Regions from separate parts of the Homo sapiens genome. Here regions 2 and 3 are each linked to region 1. The links are chromatin loops, found by intact Hi-C in ENCODE. Cell type or tissue: CD14-positive monocyte. All regions are shown on one strand. Region 1 overlaps LOC101928438 (a long non-coding RNA gene). Region 2 overlaps LOC107987011 (a long non-coding RNA gene). Region 3 has its middle 140 kb from the start of NAMA.

Region 1 (2,500 bases):
ACCACTATCTAGTTCCAGAATATTTTCGTCACCCCAAATAAAATCCTATACCTATTAAGCAATTGCTCCTCATTCTACCCTCTACTCCCCCTCTAGCCTCTGGCAAACCGCCAGTTGACTTTGTGTGTCTATGGATTTTCCTTTTCTGAGCATTTCATATTAGTGGAATCATACAGAATGTGGGTCTTTTGTGTCTGACTTCTTTCCCTTAGCATAATGTTTCCAACCTTCATCCATGTTGTAGCATGTATAGAACTTTATTTCTTTTTAGAGCTGAATAATATTCCATTGTATGAATATGCCACACAGAGTGGTTTTAACTCTTGTGGATTATTGCCTTCTTTGAAAATCTGATGACATGCACAAACACACTCTTCTCCCCACAAAACTGCATGTAATTTCAAGGCATTGAAAGAGACCCCCAAGTCCATTAATGTACCCCAGATTAAGATCTCCTGCTCAAGTAAGAGAACTTTTCCTGAATTATCCTATTCATTCATTCACTCATTCACTCATTCATTCATTCATTCATTCTAACCATTCATTTATAATTACTAATTGTATGTAAAGTGCTTTTCTATGGTGGAAGGCATGAGAATAAAAGTGAGAAAAAAGTGGACACTCGTGGAGCTTACTTTCTAGCGGTGGGAAGCAAATAAATTCAATCTGATTTTTACCATTGATCCCACATTTTGAAACATTCTCACTCTCAAAAATTTACATTTATTAAGTAATAATTAATACTAGGAAAATATATTAATAAAAATAATTAATATGGGAAGCAAATAAATTCAATCTGATTATTATTCCAGGAGAGGAATAATACTAAATAATAATTATTAATTATAGTAATAATTATTATTATTCCAGAAAAGGAATAATCTAGCAAAGAGGTCTAGATAATGTTCCTTCTTCCTGTGATAGCGGCAATTCTATCTTTAAATTATGAAACAATTCAGGTGAACATGTGGATTTTCTCAAATTTTTCTTTCAAAAAGGCTACAGTTTGCTATGTTTCATAGTAATTGAGAGCACAGGCTTGGGAGCCAGAGTCTACCTTTTCCATGAAATATCTGTTTCACCCCCACCCCAGAAAGTTAGTTACCTCTCTTCATATATTTTCATCTATAAAATGGTAATAATAATCCTATATAATTTATCCTTTTTACAACAACCCTACTCAATGAAATAAAGTATGTAAAACAACTAAGACACCTGAAATACAGATTTTGCTCAATAAATGGGGGATCATTTGTTTACCAAACAATTGCCCATTGCCATTCTCTCCTGAAGTAAAGCTCCTTTGCATGCTGCTTAACCATGGGGAAAAAGGAAGTGTTCTGTCACATGTGTTGTTTTAGTCAGAAAAAGAAGGAAGTGGGACGTGTCTTACAAGGCTGGAAGAAAAGGAGCTGGGCTGTTTCAGCCCCACCAGTACATACTGGTTGATGTTTCACCTCTCTGTCTCTATTTTGAGAATCATTCTGGATTTTCCTGAGATTTGGGTTCATGATGTCTTGTTTCTGCCTTAAAGGCAGAATCTCCCTTACCCAGCCTCTTCCTTCTGTTTTCTTCTGGGTCTCTGCTTTAGAGAATTCTTCCCTGGCCTTGTTTTCTCCTCTCCCTCCCCAGCCCTGTCACTCAATTCCCCTTATCCTGCTTTCTTTCTCTTCATGGCATTTAACACAATTTTTAATCTCTAGTGCATAGAACAGGGCTGGGCACTAGCAGACACTCAAGGAAATATTTATTGGACAGACCAATTTATTGAAAATCTCAGTATTCATGAATTTTGTATTTCCTGCCCACTTGCTGTTAGGTGTGGCTCAATTACTCATTTTGACTAATGAACTGTACTGAGTGGAAGTGACAATGTATCACTCTCAGGCAGATCCTTAATGAGCCAGGGCAAGCTATTGATTCTCTTTCCTTCTGTTGTGTAGCTAACCATATGTGAGATTGTGGCTGCATTGTCATCCCAAGTCCCAGAGTGGCTACAATGAGTGGAGCCTCCCCTAATTTCTTGTGATAGGGATGTTACATAAAAAAGAAATAAATCTTTACTGTTTTAAGCCACAGAGCTTTGTGGGTTATTTGTTACTACAGCATAACCTATATTTTCCTGACTGATACAAGTGCCAACCTTATAATTTAGTCTCTTACTCTCTCCCCACAAAAGAGATCTGGTAACACTCAACTTCAAATAAAAAACCCATGATTAGAAAAAATAGATGTGGCATTATAGTACTATCTTAGGTCGCATCTACGTCTAATTTATTCACAAGATGTCTACAGAATGATCATTGGTCAGCTCCTACTTCATGTACCGCACTTTAGCACTGGAGAATGAGATTAAGTTTTAGAAATCATTTCCTTCAGGTAGCAGAGGTTTCTCCACATGAGACCTCCCTACCCCACCCCCATCCCCAGGCCCTGTGCAATTTGTTCTTCCTCAGCCTCCACTGCAATGACTAAATCTGCACAGTCTCTGACCAACGTT
Region 2 (2,500 bases), 160 kb after region 1:
ATTCAATCTTTCCACTCCAGGTCTAACAGGTCCCCAGATTCCATCTATTCCAACTCCTAAATGTTTATTTTGTCTTTATACTGCTGCCTCGCTCCACCTGCACTGCTTTAATTCAGCGTTCAATTATCTGTTCACTGGTCTTCCCTCCTCTGATTTGGTTTGAACAAGAGGATCCTTCATACTATCTTCCAGGTGCCAGAAAACAAAATGGTACCCAGAAGCCTTATGGCTGAGGGAAGGGCAGGAATGTTGGAGAAGAAGCAAGGCAGAGGGTGGAATTGAATAGGGGCTTTGGGAAAGCTTGATGAAGGTCTCCTATGCTTGCTCTGGGATTCTTAGGCCCAAGATATAGTTGTGAGTAAACTGGATTGTTCTCAATGCCATTGGTATTTCTCTATGTTCATTTCTTCAGTGTGTTAGTAAAGCCTTTTAGAAAGTATTGGCCCATTTCAAGTATGTTCAAGAGAAACAGGGCCATATGTGCTGGTGGCCACAGAAATCAAAAGCAGAGAACTTCAAGGAGGACAGGAGACTTGGAAGGGTAGAACTAAAGCTCAAAGATGCAGCCCAGTCAGCTCCTAGCATCCAACCACCCTTCACAATTTTCTCCCAAGTCACTGCTTTTCTGTCTGACCCAAAGAGGATTCTACCCCGTGTGTATTAAGGGAGTGATTTTCTTTGTGTTTGTATCCTCACATTTTTCTCTGCCAGAGAGTTGGTGATAGTGAATGGTCACCTGGGAGGATAAAGGTGACAATTTTAGGCCAGCTTAGTTCTTTGTAAAAGGTCTCTAAGAGCCTTTCACCTCTCTGAAAGTGCCTTTTATCAAGACTCCAGATAGGATAGCCTCCAGTGAGAGATTTCCCATCGATTACACACTTGTCAGGGGAAGCACAGGGCCAGCTTAGAGATTTCCATCTTAAACTTTCAAAGGAAGCTGCTTGCTAAAGGTTCTGGAGCTGGAGGAGCCACTAAAAATCAAACAAGTAAGCAGAAACCAAGTTTGACTTTTGGCCCTAGGGGTTGGAGAGATGGAGATGAAAGCTGACAGGCTCCTGCGTGACAGGGCCTCTGTGGAGCCCAAGAGGGTGACTCACAAATCTGAGTGGCACTTCCTCTCCGTGAGTCATCCTGTGAGCAAAGCCTGAACACCCCTGCCCAGCCCCTCAGTGTGAACTCTCCTGGCCTGCTGACCCGGATATTTGCAGGCAGGCCCTGCTACCCTCAACACAGGACACATCCTTGAGGGGTACAGCCTCACTCTCAAAGACAACCAAGGCCTCAGCCCAGCAGATACTTGCTATGGCTAAAAAAGCAGGGGACATTTTATCATAGGGGGGCCATGGGGATGAGCTCTGTTCCTAGGTTATCTTGTAGTCCTGGATCTGCTGTTGACAAACTGAGTGAACTTGAACTTCAGTACGTCACTTAGTCTTAGTGTTTGGGGGCCAGAGTTTCCCAAACTATAAAATAAAAAGAGTACATTGTTTTGTGGAAGAGAGGATATGTACACAGCCATGATGTTAGACATTGACAATAATTTGTGGGGAGTGCAGATCAAGCGTAGGTTAATAACACAGAGAGGAAGTGATATTTGAACCGGGTCTTGAAAGAACAAAGAATTTTCCATTCAGGCAAGAGAGAAGAATATTTCATGCTAGGCAATATATTCCTAAAGCACTGAAGGCAGAAGAGGCAGGGGAGAGATAACGAAGCCAGTATGTGGGAGGAGCAGTGGATTCAAGAGCATGAGAGAGGGAGAGAAGCATAGAGGTGTTTTAGATGCAGGATCAGTAGGTGATGTCCACTGTAGGAACGCACTTCCCGCATTCTACAGAGGATGGCCTGCTGGCTCCTGGGTTGGGTGACTGGGCACCTGATGATTTAATTAAATAAAACACCCAAAGCAGAAGGGGGGTGGGAAATGATGAATCGAATTTCTGACCTATTGAAATGGAAGCATCCATGTTCAACCAACTGACGTGTCCATGAGCTGAATAAACCAGTCTCATGCCCAGAGGAGTGCTTGAAGCTAGAAACACAGATCTGGTGTCATCAGCTGACATTGCTCTAGATCGTTTCGAAGTTCTTTTTTAATTCAAAGTCAAAGGATTTGTGATTCTAAATTTTGTAAAAGGAAAAATTCAAAAATAAATCTTTTTTTCTTCTCATTCTAATGAGACACTTAGTATGTTATCCCCTGCTTCTCTTTCAGTAATGTTTATGTGTCACCATAGGGTGTTTGCAGGATTTATGCTACCAAATTTTGTTTTATTGAGTTTCTGTTGGCTATTCATAGTGGTATTTTAGTCAACATAGAATGGCCTCAGCCCAGAGAATTAAACAGTAGACTGACATCAATGAATCCTTAAAAAAGGCTTTGGAAAAGACTCTTAGCTATTCTCATCAATCATCAGTGGCTCCCCATTTTGTGTAGAATAAAGTTCAAGCTCTTCAGTTTGACATTTGTTTCTGATCATTAGCCATGCCATGAGCAGTC
Region 3 (2,500 bases), 76 kb after region 1:
CCTGTCAGAGGAGTGGGGGTGGGGGCAGGGCTGGCACTGAGGTTGGACCCAAAGGTTACAGGAAAGCTGGAAAGAAGATCATGACAAAGGTTCTGTTTTACTTCCTTTGTTGTGAAGTGAACTTCCTCAAAAAGCACCTTGAAAAAAAGAAAATGGTTTCAGGAGCTGTTATTTTTTGCCTCCTTGGCCTCAAAACTGAGCTGAACGGAGGAAGTTTAATGTGAAACTTTTGATGCACTGTGCGTTAATTAATTAATTAACGCACAGTGCATCGAATGTCAAAGGAATTTAATGGAGAAGCAAAGGCGCCCTTGAATGGACACCAAGCCTTTTGTTCTGCTCATGAAGCATGCCCACTTGCAGAAGCCCTCAGGGATTTAGGAACCTGCCTTCTGTCCCATTAGATGCTATTAGGGTGAATCCGAAGGATGTGAGAGTGAGTGGGCTAAGTAGCTAAGCTATTTAGAGTGAGTGAGTTAAATAGCTAAGCAGTACTCCATTGCCATTCTCTTCCCTCTCTACTCACACCCCTGCCTGGGCTTCTCACAGCTCTGAGAAGCTCTGGAGTACTCCTTTTCCTCCTCACTTGAGACTATCTCAAGAAATCATGGTGTAGAGACACTAGCAGCGTAATCTGTGGACTCTTACATTGTCTTGGTGTTTTTTTCCTTATTAATTCCATGGCCACAGTTTTCTCACCTGTAGCATGGCGGATGATACTGCCTTCTTCATAAGATTAGTCCTTTGAATTTTTTAGAATTTGCATTTCATAGATGCAACAACAGGACCCAAAAATTTAAGTGATTTGTGCAAAGTTACACAGCTAGTAACAGCAATCAGAAATGGAGCTCAGGTCTTCTGTTTCTAAATCCAGTGTTCTTTCCACCAGCAAAGCTTCCCAGCCATGGCATATCGATGGGTCCTCAGTATCCAAAATGTCAGTGTCCTGGGATGACCAGGTAAGGCCTGGGGCTGCAAGGAAAAAGGTTGAGAGGCCCAGAATATAGGACCCTGTAGTTAAAAAAAAATTTGGATGTGCTAATGTTGCTATCACATCATTGAGCATAGGTTTAATTTTTTTATTATTATTTTTGTTTCAGGTTATTTGTTGGAAGCAGAATTATCTACTAGAATTGGCCTAGGAGTGTCACAGCTAGTAGTGTGTGTTAAATGGCACAGCTGTGGTATCATTAGAGCTCTACTTCCCTTCCTGCTGGGCAGCTCAGCGTCATGTGTTCCTGATCTCAGCCCTAGACTCCTGGGGTCACTGTCTAGTCATACTGTCTTTCTTAGTGTCAGAGTCAGCTTATGACACAGTCTCAAGGAGTCACTGCCACCTCTCTTATTTCCATGTCCCCAATTTCAAATTTATTTTATTTTATTTTATTTTTATTTATTTATTTTGAGATGGAGTCTCACTCTTGTTGCCCAGGAAGGAGTGCAATGGCATGACTTCGGCTCACTGCGACCTCTGCCTCCCGGATTCAAGCAATTCTCCTGCCTCGGCCTCCCGAGTAGTTGTAGTTGGGATTACAGGCATGCATCACCACACCTGGCTAATTTTGTATTTTCAGTAGAAACGAAGTTTCACCATGTTGGTGAGACAGATCTCGAACTCCAGACCTCAGGTGATCCACCCGCCTCGGCCTCCCAAAGTGCTGGGATTACAGGCGTGAGCCACCGCGCCCGGCCCCAATTTCAAATTTATCAGAAAGAGCTGCTTAGCTTTCAGTGTCCTAGCATGGACCCTGTTACATATAATGGTCTTTAGGCCACACTCCTTTTAGTTAGAAAACATGAGTGAGTGAGTTGGTATATTCTTCTTCTTCTTCTTTTTTTTTTTTTTTTTTTTGCTTATTCACTGTTAATTCCTCTTAAAAAATCAAAGGGTAGGAGAACTTTAAGCATTTCGAAAGAGACAGCTAATCAATACACATTATTCTCCAAACATTCTAGCAAATTCAAGGAAATTATAAAGTGCCTCCTAAAGACCTCTTCAGATATCTGTGTGCCTGCCCTTCAGAGAGAAAGTTTCCTCTTGGCACATAAAGAAGTCAAATTAGGCCCAGAAGAGACTATCCTTGTTGGAGTGTGAATGTCAAAGAAACTATCTTCAGTAAAAGAGCTTTCTCTCTCAGCATGCTCTGGAGAGAAGAATAACTTTGGTTATTGGTGATGCCTGTGAAATGCGTAGTGAAAGAGTTTTGGGGATCACAAGAACTGATATTTGTATGAAGTCTGAATGTCTTGATTAGTAGGGATTTTAGCTTCTCGCATCCTGGGTAAAGAAACTTTTTACTTCAGAGTGCACTGGGATTTGGAAGCTGCAAAAGGGATAGTACCCAGCCTCTCCCAAGAGAGGTGCTAAGTGCCTTTATCAGGGCTCAGTGGTACCTGCTTGGAAACAATCTCTTTAGATGTATGGAACAAACACTTGCCCATCTCCTCTGCCAACTTCAGAGCAAGGACCTGGTATGACTTTGGGGCCAGGACATTGTCC

Evidence for each region. Peaks named below come from ENCODE experiments on the same cell type or tissue, not always from the same donor. Only the 100,000 strongest peaks of a DNase experiment are listed, where the experiment ranks them.
Region 2: a loop joins it to region 1, with 5 times the contacts of the local background. A loop is called at or near these places in 3 of 110 quality-filtered maps.
Region 3: a loop joins it to region 1, with 4 times the contacts of the local background. A loop is called at or near these places in 6 of 110 quality-filtered maps.

What each region holds. Positions count from the first base shown.
Region 1 is chr9:99,589,944-99,592,443 of GRCh38, reverse strand. The region is part of intron 4 of LOC101928438 (a long non-coding RNA gene); the gene reads left to right. Among named protein-coding and RNA genes, the nearest start is that of NAMA, 220 kb to the right of the region's middle. In CD14-positive monocyte, no CTCF peak of the experiment used is centred here; DNase peaks (open chromatin) are centred at 1,373 and 1,873; H3K4me3 peaks cover 777 bases; H3K27ac peaks cover 1,597 bases.
Region 2 is chr9:99,432,366-99,434,865 of GRCh38, reverse strand. All of the region lies in intron 2 of LOC107987011 (a long non-coding RNA gene), which reads left to right. Among named protein-coding and RNA genes, the nearest start is that of NAMA, 58 kb to the right of the region's middle. RefSeq lists enhancers at 1,002-1,081, 1,092-1,211, 520-1,719. In CD14-positive monocyte, no CTCF peak of the experiment used is centred here; a DNase peak (open chromatin) is centred at 1,105; H3K27ac peaks cover 1,636 bases.
Region 3 is chr9:99,514,026-99,516,525 of GRCh38, reverse strand. No RefSeq gene overlaps it. Among named protein-coding and RNA genes, the nearest start is that of NAMA, 140 kb to the right of the region's middle. RefSeq lists an enhancer at 192-251. In CD14-positive monocyte, no CTCF peak of the experiment used is centred here; DNase peaks (open chromatin) are centred at 85 and 1,245; H3K27ac peaks cover 160 bases.